Regions from separate parts of the Homo sapiens genome. Here region 2 is linked to region 1. Evidence: read pairs that join two places in POLR2A ChIA-PET (ENCODE). Cell type or tissue: MCF 10A. All regions are shown on one strand.

Region 1 (8,000 bases):
TGCCTTTTCACTTTCTTGGTGGCGACCTTTGAAGCGAAAACTTTTTAAACTTGATCTTATCCAGTTTGCCTACTTATTCTGTCTTCACTTATGCTTCCAGTATCATATCTAAGAAACTTTTGCCTAACCCAAAGTCATGAATATATACTACTATATTTACTTACAAGACTTTCGTACTTTTATCTCTGATATTTAGGTCTATGATCCATTTTATGTTAGCTTTTCTGTACAGTGTAAGGAAGGGTCCACCTTCATTTTTTTCCAGGTAGATAGCCAGTTGTTTCAGCACCACTTGTTGAAAAGACTATTTCTTTTCATATCGATTTGTCCAGGCAACCTTGTCAAAAATCAATCAACTATATTGTAAGGATTTACTTCTGAATTTTCATTTCCACTGCATTAGTTTATAGCCTATCTCTCTGCAAGTACAACATTTTCTTAAATACCATACTTTTGTTTAAGTTATGAAATTAAAAAGTGTGAATTTTTAACTTTATTTTCCTTTTTAAAAATCATTTTGGTCCTTCTTGGTCCCTTACATTTTCCTATAAGTTTTAAAATCAGTTTGTCAATTTCTGCAGAAAGTGGCACTAGGATTTTGATAGGGACTGCATTGAATTTATAGTTCAATTTGGGAAGTACTGCTATCTTAACAATATTAAATTTTTCAATCTATAAATGTGGTTAAATTTCAATTTATTTAGGTCTTCTTTAATTTCCTTCAGCAATGTCTTGTAGTTTCAGTGTACACGTCTTGCATTTCTAAACCTCGTGGACTATGTATTTTTAAAAAATTAATTAATAAACTTTGGTACAGCAGAATTTAAACTATCTAATAATTATAATAAGTTACCTGAATATACTCCCAATGAAGAATCTTTGTGTTTTTATTATATTTCTTTAACATAGGAAACCCTTTTAATCCATGTACGATATTATTTAGTTTATAATTATGTGTTTGGGCCATACCTTCCTGTTTCTTAGTGTGTTTCACAGCTTCGTGTTGAAAACTGGAATTTTTCATAATCTAATGTGGCAACTCTGGAAATAAGATTCCTCACTTCCCAGGGTTTTCCACTGTTACTGTTTGTTGTTCCTGCTGTTTGAAGTTTGTTTGGTGACTTTACTCAACTTATTATTTAAAGTCTGCACTGTGTTGTGTGTGGCCACTGAAGTCTCTGCTGAGTTAGCTTAGTGGTCAGGGAATGATTGGATAAAAATTTGCATGAATGACTTGAACCCATAGGTCTCTCACACTTTACCATGGAGCCCTGAGTGGATGTGTTGGGGCACCATTTCAACACTGCCAGTTTTCAACTCTGCCTTAGCTTTCAGTTCCTGTTTATGCAGATCCTCAGTGTCAGCCAGCATAAGATATTGGGATCTTCTCAAGTCTTTCCCGAGCATTCTCACAGCCCTGCACATGTACATCATTTTCTAGATGCCCTTGAATATGTTGGAGTCTTTTAAAGCCCCCTGTAAATGTTTCATTTTTCAGCTTTTTCCTTTAAGGGTCTTAGCTAGCCTCTTATTTGCCCTAATTGATACAACTTGTATCACTGCTTCAGGCAGCTTCAATTTAAATGATGGACACTGTTCATTTTTCACAAACACCCTGGGGATACAGCATTTCCCCAGTGAATGAGCTCTGAGTCAGTTAAAATAAAGCCAGTCTCCATGAATGGGGCTTTCCAGGGAGTTGTCAGGCAGGTCAGATAGTGATAGTTCTCTAGGAATGGACTTTTGGGAGATCTCTAAACACTTTCTATCCCATCCAGTAGCTGTAAGACTGCTGGTTTTCACAATTACCATGCTCGTGAGGCTGTTGGTTTTCACTGCTACTGTGCAGGAAAACAGAAATAGAAATAGTGTGTGTTAAAATGCTACAAAGCTCTTTGCTATTCTTACAGAAATTCAGCTATTTTTCTTCAACAAACATTCTTCAGATTGTTACAAGCTTTTGATTAAGTTTTACAGCTCTGTAAAAGTTTATTTTGTCAATTTTTTTAGTGTTCTTTTTGCTGTTATGAAGTAGATTTTCAGAAGTCTTCACTCCAGCTTTCAGAAAGTGTTCCTTCTCCTAATTATCTCTATCTCTCTGGCTACTCTTGGAAGGTTTAAAGGCTTTTCTTCTTAATGCTTATGGCCCATAACTGGTTTTTGTTGTTGTTGTTAGAGTTCTATGTTCGAGGCTCTCCCCTGCTCTCTCACCTTTAATCAAGTCCTTGGATATCCTGATTCACTGCTATGGCTTCTGGTAGCATCTTTGTGAAGGTGACTTCTCATTTGTAACTCCAGCACATGTGCTTCTTCTGAACTCCACACTGTTTTATCTAAGTATCTGTAGATATCTCTTGAAAGACTCACAGACATCTTAAATCCAATCTGTTCAAAAGTAAATGCATCACAAACTTTTTCCTCCAACCCCATATCTGCATTTTGATGTTCCTTATCACAATTTATGGCACTACTATATACATAGTCAAAAAAATCAACCAACAGCAACCCTTCATACTTCCTTTCTCTATCCCATACAGCAGCTCAAGTGGTATTGTATCTGATAATCCCATTTTCCTGCATTTTGATAACATTACTTCCCATTTCTTGGCCACTTGCTACATTTACAAGGAAATTAAAGTGCTTTAATGAAATCTACAAAGAACTTCAAGATTTGGATTCTGTCATGCTCTCCAGGATCATGTTTTTATACTCTGCCAGCCACCTTGAATTTTCATTTTCATATTTACCTTATCTTTAGTATTTGCTGTCCTGAGAGAAATCTCCATGTGCTTATATTAGATCTCACAAATTTTTGTGTATGCTGCCTTGAGTTGGATTCTGTTACTTGCAACCAAAGAATCCTAAATAACAAAATAAGCTTCACAGCATAACTACAGCATTAGTTATCTTGCTTTACCCATTGTTCTAATTTTTCTTACCAATATATCTACTCTTAGCTGAGCTGATGAGGCTGCTGTCACACCCAGTGTGGTCCAGACTCTTCCAGTCTATCTTCTTGTTATGTTCTTGACAGATCTCATCAGCAAACTCTCTCCTCACAGCTCATATTATGCCAAGAGATCAGCCCTACCCATTAATTTAGTCTCTGAATAGAAAGCTGCTGTCTCTCTCTCATTTTTTTTTTCTCTTCTCAGACAAAATCCCCCTTCTGTCAGGAAGAAAAAAAAAATGGTGTGTTTACTATTTACAACTAGTATATGAACTGTTATTGTCCTAGGAGCAAAACCCAACTGGACAGTTTTCTCTTTTCTGTCTCCAGTATATGTAGATTACATAACCCCTTTGAGAACTGTAAAATGGCACACAATGGTTATTATTTATTCTAACTGCAGGGAGGCAGATTTAGGTTCTGGGATTATCATTTGTTTAAATTCATGTTCATTGATCATGGGGGCAGTTTAAGATACAAATTGGTCCTTGGCTCTGACAAGCATGTGTTGCTAACCTGTTTCCTCTTACTGGCTAGTTCCTGACTTTGAGATAGTGGTTTTACCATTCCATCTCCCTTTCTTTCCTTTTTATTCTTTTTTTAAAATTTATAAAATCTGGTAAAGTCCATCAAAACTTGAGGATTGTTAGGAGAATTAACTATGTGAATGGACACAAAAAGCCTAATATGGGATCTTGTCAGTGAGCCATTCAATAGATGACAGCTTAGTTTATTGTCATCAGCATGGTCATTCACCATGCAACCTCTGCTGTTAACAGATTTCAGACTGTAATCTTTTGTTTCTTCTTTCTAATCCTGCACTTCCTCTGACTGTTCCATTTTGGTTCCGAGCAAGCAGGCCGCTTGTGTCTGAATCTGGCCAATCCTGAAATCTCTGCTTGGCTTTGTCAGACAAGTTCAGGCATGCACAGACATGTCCATGAGTTTCTCAGAAGGTTGACTCTGCCAAAGCCAGAACACCACTCCCCCACTTTCCACTGGGTCCTGTGCTCCAAGCTATTGGACATAAGTTTGTGCTTTCGAAACTTCAGTATTTACACGGAATCTGTGCCTCTGATTTACCCAGTGTCCAGCTGCTGATACTTATCTTGAAATTTCTAAGTGCAGGGCTGCAATCAAAGCATCAGGGCACAGAAATGAACAAATAAAGATGTTTGGGGACTGCCTGCTTTTCTCATGCGATTTGCACATTTTTCTTGGCTTGCGTAATCTGAGGAGGCTGGGACCATAGGCCCCTTCATTCCTTGGCCCAGTGGCAGCACATGGCAATGTTACAAATACGGGAGCTGGACATTCAGGAGGGGCCTCACCCCTGCTAGGAAAGCATCCACCTCTGTGCCTCCCAGACAGCGTTGACGCATTCAGACAAGCTGGACAAAGAACGTACAGTCTACATTCCCTGGCCTTTGAAGGGAAGATGTTGCAATGTACAGGCAGTTGGAGTGTTTTGCCTAATTCATCAAAACATTCACATTTGCTAGTAATACAATGCATCTATGATGAGAAGGACTTAGGGGAAGGCACTGTGGATTAAGGGTAAAATGGCTCATGTCCCCTAATTTCTACCATTCGGCTAAGCTTTGAAGCAGCCTCCCTTCATTCATGAAAGTGTTGCAGGGTTGTTAAAAATGCATGGGCTTTGGAACCAGATGGATCTGTGGTTCAGACTTGCTAGCTGTGGGATCTTGGGCAACATACCCTTTCTAAAGCCTCTGCTCTCATCTGGAAAGTCAGGGCAGTAAAACAAAACTCTTAGAGCTTTTACAAGGATTCTTTGAGATAATGTATAGTGATTAGCAGGGTAACACACACAGTAAGTGCTATAAATGAACTTTTATCATTCACCTACTTTTTAAGTGCCTACCATGTGCCAGGCACCCAGCCAGGCACTTAGCATTTCTTTGCACCTCAATTTGATTGGACATTGCAATGGGAGTTGGAACACAAGGAGAAGCATATTTGAAAGAGGCAATGAAGACTTAACTTTAGACCCAGTATCACCTAAAATGAAACCATATGGCTTTGGGCAAGAGATATTTCTCTAGACCTCAGTTACTTCAGCTGAAAAGCAGAGTAACCATTTCTGTCCTAAGAACTAATGAGGAAGGCATAACAATTATTATTACAATTATAATAGATGGCATTAATATAGAGCTTATTTGCTTCTTAGCACTTTCTAAGCATTTTACATTTACTGATTTATTTACTCTTCACAACTACCCTAGGAGAATTATTACACAGATTCGACTAACAAAGGAATTAAGAGACCAAGAAGTTAAATGGTTTATTCATAGATAGTAATCAGAAATCAGCTAGTCTGGCTCCAGAGTCTTTTCCCTCAATCATCACACTTTGTACTTGGTGGACAATAAAACCTTGCATAAATATGAAGATTTATTACTATGCTGGAAAATTCTACCTAAAAAACTAGTATTTTGATCTAATCATTGTAGGCTCCAATATGGTTATTTTTAAGAGATCTGAATCAATTTCTCTATAATTTATTTTTTCTCAGGATTTTATTATAAAAATTTTCAAATAAACAGTATAGTTTAAGTATTTTTATAGTAAACATACATATACCTACCACTCAGATTCTGTAACTAACCTTTCACTATTAATATAATTGTCTTATCACATACCTCTCTCTAGATCTCCCCCCTCTCTCTCCATCAATCTATCTTATTTGTGACATGTTTAAAACTAAGTTGGAAGGCATCACTACATTTCACCCAATTCTCCAGTATGAATGTCATTAATTAGAATTTAATCTACTTTATGATCCATTTTGTTCTTTTCCAAAATGAATTTTAGGTTTCATATCTGCAATGAAGATTTGTAAATCTCAGAAAATACTAAGAAATTAATATTTCTTAGTAAGAAAATACTCAGAAATTGATAAATTAACAACAAACCATGGGACAGTCTACTTTTAATATTGTAAATTCATTAATATTATCATTATTATTACTATTGTAGTTGATTTTCACACCTGATTTTTCAATCCTAACAGCCAGTCTGCTATTCAGCTGCTATTTTTCCTGTTCAGACCTTCCATTTCATCCCCAGACATAATGACTCCTGCTCAATTTTTCCCATTTCCACCCTCACCCTCTTGTGCCCAAATTCAACCACAGTTTGCTCTCTGCCAGACCTCCATATATCCAGTGGGATTCCAATGCTGCCACAGAATTCCACATGGTATCCAAGTATCTGACTGACCCAGCCAATTATTACAATAGCACCTTATATTTAGTTGGTGCTGGTTCATTATTTCATTCAGTAAGTATTTATCAAGAGCCTATTTAACCAGGTGACCAGGAAGGGGGAGGGCAAAGAGTGAGCTAGGAGCATTGAGTAAATAAAGAATTAGATCAACTAACTCACATGTATGACGTAACTTCTGTGTACACAACATTGCCATCAAGGAGTCAAGTCAGGGGAAGAAAACAAATGCACATGAAACAATTGGAGACCAGCTGTAGAGAGAGAAACAAGCAAAATTTCGTGTAGTCATGTAGAATGGTTTGTTTGCATATCTGCCAAAGAGATGTAGAATAAAAATGCTTGTAGGATTCCACTTCCAGAGAGAAATGAGACTGTAAATTAATATTGGTTCGACCTAAGGCCATGTCCTAATAGACGGAATAAAAAAGAGTTTTTTTAAAAAAATAGAATTATTAAATAAAATGTTTTTTTAAAAAAATAATTATGTTGGGCAATTGATAAAATGTCTTAGAATATGTGAAGAGGCCAGCCGCGGTGCCTTACACCTGTAATCCCAGCAATTTGGGAGGCCAAGGTGGGCAGATCACCTGAGGTCAGGAGTTTGAGACCAGCCTGGCCAACATGGTGAAGCCCTGCCGTCTCTACTAAAAATACAAAAATTACCCAAGTGTGGCGGCGAGTGCCTGTGATCCCAGCTACTCGGGAGGCTGAGGCAAGAGAATCACTTAAACCCAGGAGGTGGAGGTTGCAGTGAGCTGAGATCATGCCACTGAACTCCAGTCTGGGAGAAAAAGTGAGACTCCGTCACAAAACAAAAAAAAAGAATATGTGAAGAGATTGAGCGAAGGAGTCAAAAACTTAAAGCTGGAGCCAGAGCCAGATGCCACAAGGATGAATTCGATACAATGAGAAAGATGGTTGTGATTCAGAGATAATATCTTTTCTAGTACTGTTAGAGCTGAAAGTGTTTGGCAGCATATTGTGTGCCCAAATCAGACAGAGATGAGTGGTAACATTCTACTTAATTGATGAAGAATTAGTAAACAGAGATTGGACCCCAGGGAAGTGACCAAAGGAAAATCCAACAAGAAGAAGCCAATGATTGTAAAGACTGAAAGAACTATCGGTAGCAAATTCAAGAAGTCATATGGAATGAATACAAGTTGGTGTCCTGATTCTGTTGCCTTCTAGGTACACGAACTCCAGTTTGATGAGCTCCAGCGTTCTAAGTTATAAAAGTAGAATAGAATTTGCTCTTAAGGGGTGTTGTATGGGTTGAATGAGATGCTAAACAAAACATGTGTAGCATAGGTCCTGGTTGAGACAGTTTGCTGATAATTTCAGTTTGTTTTCTGCACTTGGATCCTTTCAGCCTAGGGAGCATAGAATTGTGGGAATTCCCACTGAACATCATGAGCCTTTGTTGTGGCCAGAGTTAATGGATCTGGCCCATGTTCTACATTGCCTTTGAGCATGTGTGGTGACTTTGAGTGAATAACTTTTTTAAAAAAAGAAAAAGGCACCTTTTGGGGAATGTTAGTTGTTTAAATTTCTTCCTCAGATAAAAATAATAATAATAATAAAAATAAAGCCATCATTTCACCAAGCCTGGGCACATAGGTTGGTGAATACAGCACAGATTGGGTTTGAGCCCCCACTCATCCTCTCAGCCACGACAGCCCCTCCCTGTCCGTGGTTTCAAGCAACATTATTGGGAGAAGAGAGAAATTAGACTATCTGATACACCAAAAAGGGAATTAATAGGTACCATCAAAGGAGGCATTCAGAAACTAAGAACCGT
Region 2 (8,000 bases), 140 kb after region 1:
ATATATATAGCCAAATAATATCTATTCCCCCACTGCCTCTAGCATGGTATAAAATGCATATTTAGTGAATCAAATCATGTGAGCTTTTGGGTGCTGAAATTTAAAAGAAAAAAAAGAAAAAGAAAAAAAAACCTTTCTAAATGGAAGGGAGAAAGGGGGAAATACAATGTTCTGATTATATATTGCCGCATGTGAAACTACCCTCAAGTCTTAAAAAACAGCACTTCTACTACAGCTCATAATTTTGTAGGTCAGAAATTTGAGCAGTTTGGCTAGGCAACTCCTCAACTCCATCTAGCCCCACCTGGGGTCACTCAGTGGTATTCAGCTGATGGCTGGGCTGGTCTGGAGGACACCTTGGTGGGGAAGTCTGAAAGATTGGGTTCATTCAGATCCCTTCTTTCTCTTTCCATTAAGTCTCAAGGTGCTTCTGTGTGGTCTCTCCTGCAGGATAATCATATTTTCTACTTGGCAGTTGCAGACTCAAGGTGAAATCTATCAGAGTTCTTCAAGGCTGGACTTGGAATGGGCACAGCATCACTTGTTTCTAGGGGAGGAAAATGGACATGCATCTCAGATGAAAGAATGTCAAAGAATTTGTAGCTATCTTTATTTTACTACCTACGGTGAATTAAATGACAAAGGAGAGCTGTGCAGTAAGAAGAGACCTTTGAATTGAGGATCCGCAGGGCTTCTCTCTGGGCTATATCAGGTCCCTCATTATATTTTCTCACAGCCCTCTGATCTTCTACAGTCTTCATCACCGGGTGTGTAATATGTTCCATTTGACATTACTTGATTAGAGTCTGTTTTCTTCTCTGGACTGTTGGCTCCAAGAGGGCAGGGAACATTTCCATTCTGTATGCCACTGTACACTCAGCAGTCAGCACAGAGACTGACACACAAAGGGAACTTAAAACACAGTTGTTGGGTGGGTGGATAGATGGGAAGAGGGATGCATGAATCGTTCTTCTAGCCACTGAACTGGATGGCTATGCTTCAATTCATTCTTTGTCAAAAAATGATCTTTGAGGTTTCTCTTAGCCCTGACATTCTGTAGTTCACCACCTGAGGCATATACAATGACTGGAAGGAAAGCATGAGCCAATGATGGGATAAGGCTGCCAAGAAAGCTAATGGGATCTCAGGCTCTTATGAATGAGATTGCTGAGTCCAGGACAGTGTCTGCTGCACAGTGTTCTGGCCTCTAACTGGAAACCACCTCTGCTTCTGGGCACAGTACTTTTAGAAAGATAATGACAAAGTATAAGCTGTCCAGAAGTCACTATACTGGTAGGTGAAGGGCCTAGATGTCGTAGAGAAGTTGAAAGCCTCAGGATTATTTTTCCATAGAAGAAAAGTCCTAAGGCTCATCACAAATGTATTCAAATGTTCAAGTGGTAGCCTCAAGGCAGAAGCTGACTTCCTCTGTGTAAACCCCAGACTGCAGAACTATGACTGATGAATGAAAGTTATATGAGGAGAAATTTTGGTTCAACAGAAAAAAATTTATAAGCAAGAAGTTGCTTGATAAATACTGTAAGGTTTAAAGGAGGCATGCATCCTCAAACACCAGAAGTATTCAAGAAAATAGTCTCAGTGCCTAAATACACAGGCTAAAGAGAATCAAAACACAACTAATGATTGGAAAAGATGGCCCATGCTGCTAAAGTACAAAGCTAGGTGGTATTTGTGGATTTGAGGCCAGAGGACCAGGGTTCCAACTACATCTCTACCACTTTGACATGATGTTAGGCACATGACTTTGTCTCTTAAATAAGAGACTCCTGAGAATTAAATAGAATCATGCATATAACTACCTAGTATATCAAGTAGGAACAGAGTAGACTTGTAATGAATGGTAGGTTTTTTTGTTTTGTTTTGTTTTGTTTTGAGACAGAGTCTCACTCTGTCACCCAAGCTGGAGTGCAGTGGCATGATCTCAGCTCACTTCAAGCTCCACCTCCCAGGTTCACGCCATTCTCCTGCCTCAGCCTCCTGAGTAGCTGGGACTACAGGTGCCCGCCACCACGCCTGGCTATTTTTTTTTTTGTATTTTTAATAGAGATGGGGTTTCACTGTGTTGGCCAGGATGGTCTCTGTCTCCTGACCTTGTGATCAGCCCACCTTGGCCTCCCAAAGTGTGGGATTGCAGGCGTGAGCCACTGTGCCTGGCCAATAAATGGTAGTTTAAAAAAATTATTTCTGTTAGTATTATTACATGAAAGGAAAAAGAAAGGAGAAAGAAAGCATTTCCCAACATCTGCTTTAAGCCAAACCATATATATATATATGTTTATGGTTTGGCTTATATACATATATAAACTTCTTTTCCTATTTACAAATTCTCCATTTGCAAATGAGAAAACTGGGACTCAGGGAACAGAAACAGTTCACCCAAAGACACACATATAGGAAGCGGTAGAGAAAAAATTCAAACCCTGATATTCTAACCACAGAGTCCAATTTCTTAATAAATCAGTCTGTATAGCACTCTACAAGTATGCCTTCTTATCCTAATAACATCATTTTCATTAAATGTTACACAAGCATTTGTCCTGTTTTCTCCACTAAGCCAGAACCTTTGTAGGACAAGGACTTTTTCCATATTTTGTTTGTATTCTGTGTCTCTAAGTAAGTCCTTAAATGCCTGAAGGGTCTTAATATTTCTCACAAACTGTAATTTTGCTGCAAATTTCTTTCTAGAGAAGATAATTCCTTATAATATTTATTTGGGGCTGTTGGTTATTAGGCATTGAAAGCATATTCTCCAAACCATAACTATTTTAATATTTTGAGGGTCATTCTCACTCTGTCAACCCAATCTGAGTATGCAGATATACCTCCCTCCAAGTTGATCTGTCTGTGCTGCCAATTCAAAGCCTGAGCAATTAAAGGTAATTTAAGGGATGCCAGCTTGCCTATTGCTAATCATGTGAATTTGGGCAAGTTATTTAACAGCCATAAACTCCAGTTATCTTATTTGTAAAGTATTTATTATAAGCTGTCTCGTAATAATTTTATGAAGATTAAATGAGATAACACAAGAGAGGTAAAACTGTGCTTTGCAAATTTTTTTATTTTCCTTCTGGGCACATAAGTAGTTTTTATTGCCCAGGCTCTTTATATCTAAGTAAGGGCATTGGTACCTAAATCTAGCCAAAAGAATGGGGCAGTTGTGACATAGGCCATTTCTTCCCCTGGACCTCAGAACTTTCTACCCACTAATCCTTCCCTAGTTATCAGTTAGATGTTTAAAAAAAATCCAGGGAAGGACTCTAAGGTCCTGGAAGAGGTCTGAGATGAAAGATGTCACTCAGATAGAGAAAAGCTGCTCCAGCCATATTGGACTGTGATCACTGTACATAAATGTTTTTTTGGGGATTGTTTACTACAGCAACTAGTATTTCTTGCCCCCTGGCTTACACAACTAATAAATAAATGCACCTAGCATGGTATCTGCCACATAATACTTTATCATTGTTTGCACCCTTATTTTTCCTCTCATAATTTCTTTATTTTTGGCATCTTGTGCCAAAATAAGAACAGTTTCAAATAGCAATACTATTACAATTTATAAAGCTTCTCATCTCTATACACAAATATATATATTTATTTGAATCATGCAACTTCCTAGAACTGGCATGAATTTATTGCCTTCATCTGCAATTAAAGAGACTCAGTTAAATTATAGGGAGAGGAAAATTTACTTTGTATGAATATTATCTGTGGGCCTGATCAACAAATAAGTGCTTAATTTAGTGTCTCATATCTGGCAATACAGGTAGCTAATGACTATTAAAATACTTCATGTGAGTACACTGGTACTCAGAGCACAGCCCAAGGCTGTATACCTAGTAAGTGATAAAAATAGAAATTTAACTTGAGCCAATGTGTCTCTAAAACCTGTGCCCTTTTGAATACACAGGCAGTCATGAGACTGCCACGATTACACAAGCAGGCTGCCACTGAGCTCATAGAAGACTACAAAAGTGTTGACTCCTAGCCCAGTTCCCCTTTCACTACCTCACATTGCCTTCCTCTGGAGACAAATGATTATCCCCTTGTAATTGGTTTCTCAGTTATCAGGAGGAAGATAAGACTCTTTTCCATCTGCATCACTTCTCAATGACAACATTGTTGCATAGCAGTTTTTGAATGAATTAATCAGATTTTAAATATTTAGAATTTACTGTGGTTGCCCCTTTATGAAATCAAATAAGCCAAAAGAAATATGCTTCTGACTTTGTGCATATCAAGAAATAAATATATCTTCTGCAAGGGAAAATATGGGTGCCTTTTGCCATTGAGCAACACAGCAACAGATGGAACTCAGCGTGAGGCACAGAAATCCATGGGTGTTTCCTGGTGGAGATGTCATTTGCCAGAAGAAAGCTGAATCGTGAGGCTGTTTTATAGCAATGAAAATAAACAACTTTATTCAAACATAATTAATCTTCCCCAAAATATTCTTCCTTCCTTGGTGTTTTTGTTCTCACCAGTGTTTGAGGAATCTCTCCCTAGGTTTGAGTCACCAAACACCTATTTTGATTTTTTTAATGTTTTATGTTTAGATACAGACGTGTCATTACCCACTGAGAGCTTAGTCATCCTTTCTCAGGGTCACATCAGTGCCTCCACCCATCCACAAGTCTAGCTTTCCAGTTTCAATTACCCCTACATCTTTATGTCCACCTTCAACTACAGCTCACCCAGTTGTAAACTGATCCCTATGTATGGCTTGCAGCATTTCATCTTTGTATCTGTGTCTCTGTTCCCTCCTTTCTGTTTTTCTTGCCTTTATATCCCTCTACAAAAATCCTCCCATCTTCCCTTTCTGTTTCTTTTTTAAAAAAAAAAAATTAATTGTTTGTTTTTTGTATAATAACTCATTACCAGAAAATTGCTATAAGTACTCATTTACCTGAGTTTTTCCAATTCCATTAGTTTTTCACATAGAAAAAAAAATACGTTTCTAAGATTGGTTGAAAGCCAGGAGGCAAAAAAAAAAAAAAAAAAAAAAAAAAGGAAACCAATATATTTGGAGTGCTTGGTCTGTGCTCAGTGTTGCGCCATGCACTTCACAGAAATTACTTTGTTGAATGCCCGCAATGACCTTGCAAAGTAGACTGACATGCTTCTTTTCTATTTAACAATTAAGAAACATTGGGCTCAAAGTGTTTAAGGAATTTCCCAAAAATTATCCAGCCATAAAATAAGTGGTAGAGTGTACGATGCAGAGTACAATCTCTTTCACTTTTAACTCCCTTACAATTCCCAGAACACTGCTATATTCAGCTTTTTTCACTGAGTAAACCAAAAGTATAAATACTGAAAGGATTGTCAAAGAAAAAAGAAACATCCATATTTAACCTTTCTATATGAACCACATTATCCATCCTTGGTTTCATGGAGACTTGGATTCTACACTGTGCCTGCATGACATATCAGAGCCTGTTTGACAAGCCAACCATACCATCAACTTCCTCATTGCCTTCCCTGATTTGAACCACAAAACTGGAGAGCTTCATTAATCCAATGTTGCATAGAAGACTTTGAAGAGATTCTTGCTCTGTCTTTTAATTTGGAGTCTGTACTTGAAAATTCAAGTACATTTTCAGCACTCCATACTCAAAAGGAAAAAAGACAAGAAAGAGGAGAAAAAGAAAGATATGGAGAAGAAAAAGGGTACACTCTTACTAATTTTCCTATAAAGCACTGTCCCATTCTGTTTCTTCTTACCTTAAGTGTTTTTTCATTAATAGTGTGAAGGTGACCTCCTTTGGGAAGAGGGAATATTTTTCTAAAGAAAAAAGTGTTTCATGTGCACATTAAGTTCCCAATAAATAGATGTGTGGCTTTTAAATGATTACTTTGTCCCATAGCTCTATATGAGAGTGGTGTTGAAATTCTCCCTGAAAATTTCTATATTTTGTCAAGGACCTTTATTTTCTCAAAGATTTAAAAATCTGGGCCTGGCTCATGCCTATAAATCCCAGAACTTAGGATGGCTGAGGTGGGGGAATTTCTTAAGCCCAAATGTTCAAGACCAGCCTGGGGAACATAATGAGACACCATCTCTACAAAAATAAAAATAAAAATAAAAATTTAATTATCCAGGTGTGTTGACACACACCTGTAGTCTCAGTTACTCTGGAGGCTGAAGTGGGAGGATTGCTTGAGCTGGGGAAGTTAAGGCTACAGTGAGCCATGATTGCACCACTGCACTCCAGCCTAAGCAACAAAGCAAAACCCTGTGTCAAAAAAAATTAAAAATGAAAAAAATTAAAATCTGATTAAATCCATCAAGTACATTTAAATTAATGTAAATGGAACTCAACTTCATATAAGATGAGATTAAAACCAATTCATTACCTTGAAAATTGGTGAATAAAGGGAAAGACTCAAGCATTTATCCTGCCCTTCCTATAGCAACTGTACCACTGGTTAACTAAATAGTAGGTAATGGAATGTGATTTTTATAAAAATATCCCAGTAGATAAATGCAAAAAATAAAATAAAATTAGACTATTTTGAACTCCCTCTCCCCAGTGAATTGATAGATCCAATTACTAATCATCAACAGCTCTGAACATCACAAGAAAAACCAGCAGTCATAATGCAGTTGTTGATGGAAGAACTCATCACCACTTCCAATGTTACCAAAGGGATTGAACTGAGTCTCATCAGGTCTTGGATCCAGCTGCCACTTTGCAAGAAATAGGACAGGGGAACATGTTGTCCTGTGCTATAAATGTGCAACAAACACAATCCAGACTGTGGGAGACTTCCCAGATGCCCTCAGTACTCTTGCAGATGAAGAGTAAGGAAAAGTGAGGGTTAGAGGGTGAACCTATAGATTAATAGACTCAACATTAAAAAAAATAATGAGCAAGCCTAAATCATGGTGTCTAGAGATGGATACTTAGGTAACAAATCTATAAAGAAACAGAAGGTGATATGGCTTGGCTTTGTGTTCCCAACCAAATCTCACCCTGAATTGTAATAATCCCCAAGTGTTGTGGGAGGGAGCCAGTGGGAGGCAAGTGAATCATAGGATTGGGTTTTTCCCATGCTGCTCTTGTGATAGTGAATAAGTCTCATGAGATCTAATGGTTTTATAAAAAGGCAGTTTCCCTAACAAGCTCTTGCCTGCCGCCATGTAAGATGTGACTTTGCTCTTTCTTCACCTTCCTCCATAATTGTGAGGCTTCCCCAGACATGTGGAACTGTGACTCCATTAAACCTCTTTCCTTTATAAATTATCCAGTCTCAGATATGTCTTTATTAGCAGCATTAGAACAAACTAATAGAGTAAATTGGTGCTGGTAGAGTGGGGTGCTATAAAACTACCTGAAAGTGTGGAAGTCACTTTGGAATGGGGTAACAGGCAGAGGTTGGAGCAGTTCAGAGGACTCAGATGTAGATAGGAAAATGTGGGAAAGTTTGAAACTTCCTAGAGACTTGGAGAGCTCAGAAGACAGGAAGATGTGAGAAAGTTTGGAATTTCCTAGAGACTAGTTGAATGGCTTTGACCAAAATGTTGATAGTGATATGGACAACAAGGTCCAAGCTGAGGTGGTCTCAGATGGAGATGGGGAATGTTTTGGGAACTGGAATAAAGGTCACTCTTGCTATTCAGAGACTGGTGGCATTTTGCCCCTGACCTAGAGATCTGTGGAATTTTGAACTTGAGAGATATGATCTGAAATTGGAACTTACCTTTAAAAGGGAAGCAGAGCATAAAAGTTTGGAAAATTTGCAGCCTGATGATGCAGTAGAAAAGAAAAACCCATTTTCTGGGGAGAAATTCAAGCCTGCTGCATAAATTTGCATAAGTAATGAGGAGTTGAATGCTAATTGCCAAGACAAAGGGGAAAATGTTTCCAGGGCATGTCAGAGACCTTAGCAGCAGCCCCTCTCATAATAGGTCCAGAGGCCTAGGAGGAAAAAACAGTATCCTGGTCTGGGCCCAGGGTCCTCCTGCTATGTACATCCTA

The links. ChIA-PET counts read pairs that join two places held together with the same protein. Peaks named below come from ENCODE experiments on the same cell type or tissue, not always from the same donor. Only the 100,000 strongest peaks of a DNase experiment are listed, where the experiment ranks them.
Region 2: POLR2A ChIA-PET joins it to region 1 with 20 read pairs; 4 of 35 experiments call an interaction of 5 or more read pairs at or near these places.

The regions. Positions count from the first base shown.
Region 1 is chr9:115,940,431-115,948,430 of GRCh38, forward strand. The region is part of intron 1 of LOC124902258 (a long non-coding RNA gene); the gene reads left to right. Among named protein-coding and RNA genes, the nearest start is that of LINC00474, 19 kb to the left of the region's middle. RefSeq lists an enhancer at 3,312-4,511. In MCF 10A, no CTCF peak of the experiment used is centred here; DNase peaks (open chromatin) are centred at 1,661, 3,911 and 4,281.
Region 2 is chr9:116,083,504-116,091,503 of GRCh38, forward strand. No RefSeq gene overlaps it. Among named protein-coding and RNA genes, the nearest start is that of PAPPA, 66 kb to the right of the region's middle. In MCF 10A, no CTCF peak of the experiment used is centred here; DNase peaks (open chromatin) are centred at 3,958 and 4,518.